Linked DNA regions of Homo sapiens: region 1 is linked to region 2. Evidence: chromatin contacts called from ENCODE Hi-C or POLR2A ChIA-PET data. All regions are on one chromosome and are shown on one strand. The core of a region is the stretch at or near the end of the contact, and the rest is flanking DNA. Distances in the headings are between cores, read along the strand shown. Region 1 holds the start of SF3B5 (splicing factor 3b subunit 5). Region 2 overlaps NHSL1 (NHS like 1).

Region 1 (5,624 bases), core at 168-2,667, 5.6 Mb after region 2:
CTTTGAAGTTCCTCCAATAAACCATACATACTCCCAGCGTTAGTACCATTGCACTGGCAGTTCCCTCTTCATGGAAAGCAATTTCTCCAGTTTTCCGCATGGCCATTTCCCTCATTTTCCTGAAGTCTTTGCTCAAATGTCACCATCTCAGTAACTTGTGCATCATATTTAAGATTACAGCCCTACCAGCTACTCCCACCCGCACCACATACATTGTTCTCCCCTCCCCGCAGCATCTTCTAACATTTGCTTATTACATCTAGTGTTTGACCTCCTTTCTCCACCACCAGCATAATGTAAGCCCCAAGAACACGGGAAAATGCCTGTCACATAGAGCTCAACAAATATTTGTTGAATGTAGAATGGATGAACTCGCTTGCCAGCTTGTCATTTCTGGAGACATGGCCACAAATTCCCAAGAAAAAAAAAAGGATGCATTTTAAAGAGGCTAGGGAGGACAATGACAGCAAAGACTGCAAAGAGTTTTAAAACAGGAGAAAAAGAAGATGGGATACAATAACCACAAATTTCAATACTGAAGGCATTGTGGGCCTGAAAATAACGCTCTTGGGAAAAGTGGCAGTCGGGGAATTAATTATAAAGGTAGACACGGCGGATCTAAGTGCCTGGCCATGGACACTGGCATGCGCTCCCTCACCCAAACCCACTTCCCGCTCAGCTCTTTCCGGAGCCTTCCACCCTAACACAGAAAGTTCACACCAAGAGACTGAACGATTTCTAAACTTTATGGAAAAAGCCAATGACAATCAATTAGCCAAAAACGAGACGCCAAATCCCATCTCACTCCAGCGCCATGCCCTCTTCTCAAACGCTCGCCGGCTCTAGGACCTCTCCACCAGCACAGTTCTCAGGAGTCCTGCTGGTCTCCCAGTGCTGTTCTAAGGGTCCACATGAAGGCAGGTCAGGCGGGACTCCCCGGGCAAGCACTTCTGTACGCGGAAAGCACGAGGCGCAGGAGCCATGGAGAGCCGGTCCTTTGGAGACAGGAATACTTAAGAGGATTGGCAAACCGGAGAAACGCTGGGAGAGGTGCCCCGCACTGCGGTGGTAAGGCAGAGTCTCAGTTCTCCTCGGGCTTGTCGGCTGGCGGTCCACAAGGCTGAAGCATCTTTTCCATCAAGTTGAAGCGGACTCGCGCTTTGCTCTCATTCTCCGCAATGGCGAAGTAGTTGAGAAGGTCGAAGTGGCCCATGTAGGAGCAGTACGAGTCGCGGTGTTGGTTCACCAGCCACTCCCACTTGGTGGTGTCGGCGTGGCCCGTGCCGATGTACTTGGACTGCAGGTGCTCCAGCTGGCTATGGATGGTGTAGCGGTCAGTCATCTCGCCGCTTTCCCCTTCGCTCTCAGGTCAGAGGACGCAGGTAACAACTCGCCGCTCTAGCGTTTTACAGGAGAGTGAAGCCACCGCGCGGAAGCTCCAGGTCCGCGCCGTCGCAGAAGAATGGCGTCACAACGACTAAGTAGCGTAACTCTCGCTCATAGGGCTCAGAGGCGGAAGCGGAAGCACATTCTGTCACGCAATTGGAGTTGCTGAGGCGACGCAACAAGTGTGCCTCCCCCCTCCATGGAGATCCCCGCCCCATCAGAGAATGTTGCATGATGGTCCACTTAGTGGCTAAGGGAGGCCCTTTTCCAACAAGGAGCGTTGCATGCTGGGACTTGTGGTCTTGGGAGTTCGTGCACGCAGGCTTCCGGGACTCCTGGTCGCGTTCTGTTGTTTGTTTGTTTGTTTGTTTAAGACGGAGTCTTGCACTGTTGCCCGGGCTGCAATGCAATGGCGCGATCTCGGCTCACTGCAACCTCCGCCTCCTGGGTTCACGCGATTCTCCTGCTTCAGCCTCCCGAGTAGCTGGGATGACAGTTGCACACCACCACGCCCGGCTAGTTTTTTTGTATTTTTAGTAAAGACGGGGTTTCACTGGTCTCGAACCCCTGACCTCGTGATCCGCCCGCCTCGGACTCCCAAAGTGCTGGGATTACAGGCGTGAGCCACCGCGCCCGGCCCCTGGTCGCGTTTTAAAAGTGATCTGGGGACCTAGTGGAGGGCGATGTCTGGAGGTGGGGAGCATCCGTGGGTGGCTTGGGGCTGATAGGAAATGGGAAACCCAAGAATGACTGGACTACGAGCAGCCCCGAAAATAAACTCTTGGTGTATTTCGGAGCCGTCGTGGCGGCACGGCCGTCCCTTCACAACCGGGGATGGATTACCCAGAAGTCAGCAGGCGCCAGTTCTGGTCCCAACTATGTCTCTTAGGAGTTTGTGGCATAAAAGAGTTATTTCAGCTCTAACCAGGGTGCTTGGTGAGCAAGTACAGCACCAGTTCCCACACATTCCGGCTTCCACCTCAAGCTCCTCCTTCCTCTCTAGCCACTTATTTTGATATCCTCCCTCCAAGGCCTCACCTCACCCTACTTGGCTCTTCCATTCAGTGGGTTTTGTGGATTCAACCAACCTGATTGAAAATATTGGGGGAAAATATCAGTCTGTACCGAAATGCAGACTTTTTAAGGTTATTATTCCCTAAACAATACAGTATAACAACTATTTACATAGCATTTACATTGTATTAGGTATGTTAAATAATCTAGAGACAAACTATACAGGAGGATGTGCGTATATGCAAATACAAGCCGTTTTATATCAGGGACTTGAGCATCCTCTAGTTTTGGTATCCATGGGGGTCCTGGAACAAATCACTCACGAATACTGAGGGACAACTGTATTTCTCCATGTTACCTGTTGTGTCCATCCCCATTTCCTTGTACAAGCTATTCCCTCTACGTGGAATGTCTGTTCCCTTGGTGAACGCATCTCCCTTTAAAGGCAGCTCAAATGCATCTCCTTAGAGTTTTCTCTGGCTGCTCCAGACAGATGTAAACTCTCTTTCCTCTTTGCAAGTTATACGTCTCTTCCTTATTATTGCTTTATGTCCTACTGTTTGGTTTAATAACTTCCTTACATGGGTAGAAGCTACTTGAAAAAAAGATCCTTTTTTTAAAAAAAAAAAGTCCAAAACAAAAATTTGATAAATGGATAAATTATTACAACCGAAGAGAAGGAAAACTTTACTGGGAAGGAGATAACTTGAAAATAATTTTATTCTGCTGTTTAAACTTCGTTATAACAAATGTTTCACTCCTAAAATGTAAAGAATTTTGCCAGGCATACTTGTGGGAGATGTATCAAACCTTAACATTTTGCCATTTTTCTATGGAGCCTGTTTTTTTGATTGCTGAAAGTGTGTATCCATGCACAATAGTTGTTTTTGTTATGCAAGTTTTAAAGCTCTATATAAATAACACTCCGTCTATATTGTTATAAAAGTTGCTTTTTGCCCTTGTCAGTATTCATGTTACATGTTATGTAACTTTAGTTCATTGTTTACTGCTATACAGTATGTCACTTAATTAGTATAACATAACATGTCCACTCTCTCAATGATGGGCATTTATTTTCGTATTTTTGTTATTAGAAACAATGCCGAAATAAATATTCTTATACATGTGAAGGTGTTTCTCCAGGGCAGTGGTCCTCAACCTTTTTGGCACCAGGGACTGGTTTCGTGGAAGACAATTTTTCCACGGACAGGGGTTATGGCAATGGTTTCGGGATGATTCAGGTGCATTACATTTATTGTGCACTTTATTTCTATTATTATTACATTGTAACATATAATGAAATAATTGTACAACTCACCATAATGTAGAATCATTGGGAGCCCTGAGCTTATTTTCTTGCAACTAGACAGTCCCATCTGGGGGTGATGGGGGATAGTGACACCAAAAGTATGTTGCTTATGTCCAGTCTACTCTGTAATCTCGTTTTGGTTGCTATCACTGCAGAAAACCCTCATTCACATAGATAGGATGTTGGAAATGGAAGCAGACTTTTCTGTGCTTTGGTGCCAATCTGAGGATATTCCACCTTGACTCTAATCCAGAACATACGGAGATTTGAAGTTGTCTCAAACATACTTTTAAGCCACCATTATTTGCAGTCTCAAGCAGTTGATCTTCTAGCACGGGCAAAGTTGATTCACCTGGTTTTTTCACAAATGCGTCATAGATCCATTCCTTCCCAGTTCAGAGGTCTTTTGTAATTGGGAAGTAATGCCCAAACTCTATTGAATGTAAGACAGGTGATCATGCACCGGCTGGGAGAAAGAAGGCCCTGGCTCAGTCTCTTTCAAAATCTCTACTAATGTTTGAAATGTCAAAAATCCCGGTGTTGACTTGTAACCCCCATAATTCCAGTTGGATTTGAATGCAGCCACTTTATCTGCCAACTTGAACACAGTTGTTCTCCTCTAAAGTGACAGATTGAATTCTCTGAGCAGGTTGAATATGTCACACAAGTAAGCAAGTTTTGCCACCTATCCTGTGTCACTGAAATGTGCTTCCAGTGGTGACTATTTTTCTAAAAGAAATCTCTGTAGCAGCCCTCCTAACTCAAAAACTCTGGCCAGTGATCTACCTTTAGAAAGCCATCTCACCTCTGTGTATAAGAAAGATGAATGCGCTCTGTGTCCATCTCCTCACAGAGCTGTGCAAACAGACGTGAGTTAAGGGCATGTACTTCAATATAGCTGATAATTTTAATCACATCCTGCAAAACGTTGTGAAGTTCAGGTGACATTTTTCAGCTAGCCAGCATTTCCCCATGGACGACACAGTGCACAGACACATTCAGAAGCAACCTCTTTGACCCAAGTAGTGAAACCAGAAAGCTGTCCAGTCATGGCAGTTGCTCCACCCATGCTTATACCAACACAAAATGACCAATTCAGTTTTCTTGATTTGTAGTCATTTAAAGACTTGAATAGTTCTGCAGCTGTGGTGTTGGCTGGCAACAAAAGTACACATAACATAGCCTCTTGCACATCCTCCTGAAAATATATTCACAAAAACAAGCGTTGTTGCCTTGTTGTCAGGATTGGTAGACTCGTCAACCTGGATTGTGTACCATGGTGACTTATTAATCCTCTCTAACAATTATGCCTCAATATCCTCTGCTATTACATCAGTTTGTCTAGTTGTGGTGCTAGCCAAAGAGGAATGTGTGCCTTCTTTTGAACTGCAGCCTCTCCTAAAAGTTCACAACAGATGTCCTTAGCAGCAGGGAGGATCAACTCTTCACCAACAGTAAAGGGCTTCTTAGCTTTAGCAATGTGGTTAGCCATTGACTGATGTTCTCAGTACAGACACACTTGATGCGGTAGTGGCCTTCAATAATTGCTTCTGTTTGTGTTCATGTTTTTTTCTTTTGAAAAACTCCAAAACCTCGTCTTTTAATGCAAGTTGCTTGGTCTCCATGTGGTAAAGCGGTTTTGAGGCTTTCATAGTTTCGGTGGATAGAGAGTTACCAAGTATTCTACAAAATGAGCTTGGAGAATGTGAATTACTTGTTGCAAAGAGTAATTTAAGTAGGACCCTCGGTGTTTTCTTTTAAATGCAGCTTTCTTTTCACTGTCAGTCTTAGAGTCTTCTATCTCATCATTGGGTCTTTCTCCTTTTTCAAAGAAGCTCTCTAGTGATGTTTGTTTTTTACTTATTTTGGCTGGGGTTAGCTTGTGTGCTTACCAAAACAGTGGCTGAGACAAGTG
Region 2 (5,581 bases), core at 1,852-4,351:
CTGCAGCCTTTTGGCTATATGTTTCTTCTGTCTTTAGTAGATTTAGACACAAGAGACCCTCACTGATTTCTGTTCTCTGTGCATTCTTTTTTTTTTCTCCTGGCGCCAACAACAACAGAAAAAGTGGGGGTAGTGGAAATGAATCCATGTAGAAGCACAGTTCATGGTTCATCCAGCAACTCCATGATGGCCAACAGGTGACTTCCACATCCATATTATTAAGTAACTTTAATTGTTCATTCTTTTTTTCTTTTGAGACGGAGTCTCACTCTGTCGCCCAGGCTAGAGTGCAGTGTAGTGGCGCAATCTTGGCTCACTGCATCTCCGCCTCCCAGGTTCAAGCAATTCTCCTGCCTCAGCCTCCCAAGTAGCTGGGATTACAGGCACGTGCCACCATGCCTGGCTAATTTTTGTATTTTTAGTAGAGATGGGGTTTCACCACATTGGCCAGGCTGGTCTCAAACTCTTGACCTCAGGTAATCCGCCCGCCTCAGCCTCCAAAGTGTTGGGATTACAAGCGTGAGCCACCATGCCCAGCCTAATTGTTCATTCTTTCATATGTATTATATTAGTCCCTTTACCTCAAATCTAATTGCTTTATCAAGAGCTTTAAACTTTCTTTTGTTGTTGTTGTTTTTGAGATGAGGTCTTGCCCTCTTGCCCAGGCTAGAGTGCAGCACAGTGATTACAGCTCATGGCAGCCTCAGATTCCTGGGCTCAAGCAATCCTCCTGCCTCAGTTTCCCAAGTAGCTGGGAGTATGGATGTGCATCAGCGTCCCTGGCTAATTTATTTATTTTTCATTTATTTTTATTGTATTATTATTTTTTTGAGACAGGGTCTCACTCTGTTACCCAGGCTAGAGTGCAGTGGCAGAATCACAACTCACTGCAGACTCAAACTCCTGGGTTCAAGCGATCCTCCCACCTCAGCCTCCCGAGTAACTAGGATGACCGGCACAAGCCACCATGCCCAGCTAATTTTTGAAAACTTTCTGTAGAGACAGGGTCCTGCACATTGCCCAGGCTGGTCTTGAACTCCTAGGCTCAAGCCATCCTCCTGCCTCAGCTGCCAAAGTGCTGGAATTACAGGCTTGAGCCACTGCACCAGGCCCTAAGAGCTCTAAACTTTCTTATCACACAGTGAATTAAAATATTTTGGATCTTAACTATCCCATATTAAGCGATCCTTTCCTCAAATGAAAGAAAATACTTAATTAGAACATATATGTTTAAACTGATACAGTAAGTTGTTTGTAATCATATTTTAGAATAACAAATTATGTATTAAAATCATATAACATAATGAATATTCAAGAACTCACTACTCAACCCATGACCTAAAATATTACTAAAAACCTGCATCTCCCTCCATGCCCCATCCCATCTCCCTACTTCCCCAGAGGTGACCACTAGCCTGAATTTTGTGTTCCTAATTACTCCTTGTTATATGTGTGCGTGTGTGTGTGTGCGTGCGTGCATAAACTTGCTTTGACTTTTACAAAAATAGTATTATTCTCTTTGTGTTTTTCTTACTATTATCTTTCTAAGACACATCCATGTAGTTGTGTGAAACTGTAATTCATTCATTTCACTGGGGTATACATTCCACTCCAGTACTAATTTATTCACATTTTTTATTGATGGACAATTGGGTTGTAAAAGATGCTCTTTGTATTATCTCAACAATGCAAAACTCCCCATAAGAGAATGAGAATGGTTAGGAGGAAAGGACTGTGGCAAAGGCTCTACTCCCCATACAGTCATTACTGGGGGAAAAACATGAGCTCTAGAGTCGTAAGTCTAGGTTTAAATCCTGGTTTTGCTTTTAGGGGTGATAGATGTGTTCACTCTCTTGATTATGGTAATGGTCTCCTGTGTGTATACATATGTCAAAATTTATTAAGTTGTATACTTTAAATATGTATAGATTATTTTATGTAAGTTATACTTCAATAAAAGGCGTTTTAATAAAGAAAGATCTTGTTTCAGTATTTAAAAACTATGTGATCTTAGGCAAGTGATCTAATCTCTCCAAGATACAGTTTTCTCATCCATGATATGGGCATAATCAAAGCTACTTTGCATGGTTGCAATAAATACTGAATATATTCACATACAGCACTGAGCACAGTCCCTGGCGCCTGAGCCTTTCCATGTGCCAAGTGCTTGGCATCATACTGGAAACACAGAGATCAACAAGATAGGGATGCTGTCCATTAATCTAGAAGAGAAGGCAGGTATAAACAGACCCTGATTATAGAGTAGTGGGATGGAAACAGCAAGAGAAACTGGAATGGGTCATTGGAGACATTCTCACTGGTTTGCAGGCAAAAAGGCGTGGGAATGACAGACCCCAATTTTCTCATTTTTGTCTGCAATGGCATGGAATAAGAAGGTGCCATAACTGCAGAGCAGTGAGCATTGACTCATTTGTGTTTCTACAGTTTCCTGAAATTACTCACAGAGACCCAGTAACACATGATTGGACATGGAGTAATCACTTCTCGACTGTAAGCTGCCCTAGGCCAAGAATGGGATCCATATACTGAGACCAAGTAGCACTTAAAAACTTTTTTGGGGGAAAAAAAAATTGAGTGAAGCATACCAGACAAGTCAAAGAGGAATAAGAGATGACAAAATTGGGCATAATGAGGAGGAATTGAGGTAACTGAGTAATCTTGCCCTTTTGCTTAACCAGCATGGTGCGATGAAAAGAAATGAGCTGCAAGGAGCCCCGCCTTCACATGCTCCCTGCAAGGAGCCCCGCCTTCACATGCTCCCTGCAAGGAGCCCCGCCTTCACATGCTCCCTGCAAGGAGCCCCGCCTTCGCATGCTTCCTGGTGCTTTCGAGCTATGTGATCTTGAGAAAGCCATTTCATATTTCTGAGTCTCCATTTCCAGATTAAAATAATAGTAATAGCTATTAAAATAATCTGTTTCATGGGGCTGTTTGTGGAAAATAAGATCTAATTTGTGAAAAAGTTCTATATCCTAACGTGTACCCCGATGAACAAGCTAGCAATAGCATAAACACTGGTAGTGCCACACCTAGATAACCTGTAAAGCCATGACAATCAGAAATTCGTCAGTAGCTGCTGAAACCTCTCAAATTTATTGCCTTGGGCAGGAAATTCTATGTGGGTGGAACAAAAGACGAGATGATTGGGAGAGTGGCCAAATTTTTATAAAAACAGACATTGTCTATTGAATCATTTTCTTTGAAGCGTGGTTTGAAATACCAATCAGCTTAACAATACTTATCATCATCATCTGAGCATCTAGTCTGTGCCAGGCACTGTGCTAAGGGTTTCACAAACATTAATTTACTTCAACCTCACACCAACTCTCCAAGGTAGGTTAGGGTAACTATGTAATTTTATCGAAACCAGAACACCTCTGAGAGTGAAAGGGGGTGCAATTAATAATTACACAGAATAACAGCTGTAAACCAGGGCTGTTCTAAGCAAACCGGAACATGTGGTTTTTATCTCTTTACAGTTGAGGAACCTGAACCTCACAGACGAAAGCAACTTATCCAAGGCCACTGAGCTCTGACAGGTGGAAAAGCTGCCCCAAACCTACGCTCTCAAGCATCATGTTAAATAAGCCTCCTGTGTTTACAGGTATGGCAGCAAGGTTACTGCCTTTTCTTCAAAGTCTTCCTTTGATTTAAATATTTCTTATCAACAAAGCCTAAAACAGAAGCTGACATGCCAGTTCAAAGAATAACAGGAAACAGGGAAATTTCGATTTCTGTCACGACTATTAAAGCCAACTGTTTACTGCCAAAAATCTAGATCTAATACATCTCTTTAGGGGTGAATTTTACACAAGAGATTGCATAACTCATGATTGATATCCTTTCTGCTAAGACAATGGGGATTCTGTGAAGGTTTCCCAGATTCAGTGAACGTATCATCAAATATAACTTCCGATAATGGCAGGTGGAAAAATTCCCTATCGACTCACAGTAAGTATTTTCGCACTGATAACTGACCTGCCTTCAAATGCAAGAACCTCTTTGGCAGTACTTGGCATATGCTGAAAACTGAAAAGAGAAAAAAGTCAAAAACAGTACACAAAGCAATGGTGTACTCTTTGATTTCAGAGTTGAATGAAAAGGTATTTTCTGGAATTTCTTTCTTTCTTTTTTTTTTTTTGGAGATGGAGTCTCACTTACTCTGCCGCCCAGGCTGGAGTGGAGTGGTGCGATCTCAGCTCACTGCAACCTCCACCTCCCAGATTCAAGCAATTCTCCTGCCTCAGCCTGAGTAGCTGGGACTACAGGTGCATGCCACCACGCCTGGCTAATTTTTATATTTTCAGTAGAGACAGGGTTTCACCATGTTGGCCAGGCTAGTCTGGAACTCCTGACTTCAAGGGATCCGCCTGCCTCAGCCTCCCAAAGTGCTGGGATTACAGGCACACACTACCATGCCTGGCTTATTTTCTGGAATTTCTAAATTGCTTTGCCAACAGTATTTTTTTCAATGCATCATGTTTATGTTTAGATGATATGCATAACATATACAATTGGAAATATTTTCAACAATTTTCTTCTTGCTACACTATATTCCCACTTTGAACATCAAAGATATGTGTGGATCTCGTTAGCAAAACATCTTTCTTCATAACATAACACATAGAGTCCTACTTGGTGTTTCACATTAGGATAATGAAGATAATTATTCTAGAACAATTAGCCAGAGTAAATAACCAGAATCGACGTCCTCTAGGTTCTCTTTTCTAATTTATATGTCCTTAACCTTTGCCATATTAGCAACTCATCTTAAGCACATAATGGATTTTTAATATTTGTTGAATGCAAATTAGATGATTTTTGTAAGAAATACCTCTTTTAAAGTCAATAATTTGTTAACTCATGCATCCCTTCTTCCATATAGTCACTGCTCTTTGTAACACACCCCTCCCCTCAACACCTACTAGGAAATACAAAATAAAAGGTTTTCCAGATCGAATTTCCCTTCCAAATTGACTCCTACACACTCTATATTTAAAATGATCCCCTTTGGGAGGCCGAGGTGGGCGGATCACGAGGTCAGGAGCCCAAGACCAGCCTGGTCAACATAGTGAAACCCCGTCTCTACTAAAAATACAAAAATTAGCTGGGCATGGTGGCACGTGCCTGTGGTCCCAGCTACTCGGGAGGCTGAGGCAGGAGAATCTCTTGAACCCAGGAGGTGGAGGTTGTGGTGAGTCAAGATTGTGCCACTGTACTCCAGACTAGGTAACAGAGTGAAACTCCAACTGAAAAAAAAAAAAAAAAAAATCCCAACTGTTAGGGTGATGTTAAGAACATGAACCACGGTTAGGAGTCTTAGTCTTAACACGGAAGACCATACTGCTGGCCTGGAGCCCCTTTCAACAGTTACTGGATTCCCACTTGATTTCAAATGATAGCTTGATGATCTACTAAATCCCATGAAGATTTAGGTCTATTTCTAGACTTCTATTCTGTTTTTAATATTCTGTTATACTGGTTTGCACATTCAGCTGCCACAATGGAGGAATCCCTAACTCTATGTTCTCATACCGGGTCAAGTCAGTTCTTCCTTACT

The links. A loop is a pair of places that touch in the nucleus more often than their neighbours do. ChIA-PET counts read pairs that join two places held with the same protein, here RNA polymerase II (POLR2A). Pooled maps may share reads with other maps.
Region 1: a map of naive thymus-derived CD4-positive, alpha-beta T cell shows a loop between it and region 2 (14-fold over the local background). The contact joins the promoter of SF3B5 here to the enhancer-like site in region 2. A Hi-C loop is called at or near these places in 1 of 168 maps with a recorded cell type or tissue (naive thymus-derived CD4-positive, alpha-beta T cell) and 1 of 50 pooled maps. POLR2A ChIA-PET finds 5 or more read pairs at or near these places in 1 of 52 experiments (CD4-positive, alpha-beta memory T cell).

Annotation. Positions count from the first base shown.
Region 1 is chr6:144,094,156-144,099,779 of GRCh38, forward strand. SF3B5 (splicing factor 3b subunit 5) reads right to left here and starts at 1,418. Exons shown (of 1, transcript NM_031287.3): 1 at 729-1,418. The coding sequence starts at 1,342. The coding sequence ends at 1,082. RefSeq lists an enhancer at 1,168-1,867.
Region 2 is chr6:138,452,735-138,458,315 of GRCh38, forward strand. All of the region lies in intron 3 of NHSL1 (NHS like 1), which reads right to left. Among named protein-coding and RNA genes, the nearest start is that of MIR3145, 20 kb to the left of the region's middle. Within about 2 kb of position 3,102, at least 11 of the 41 ENCODE cell types and tissues checked have a DNase peak (open chromatin) inside an H3K27ac peak, as active enhancers do.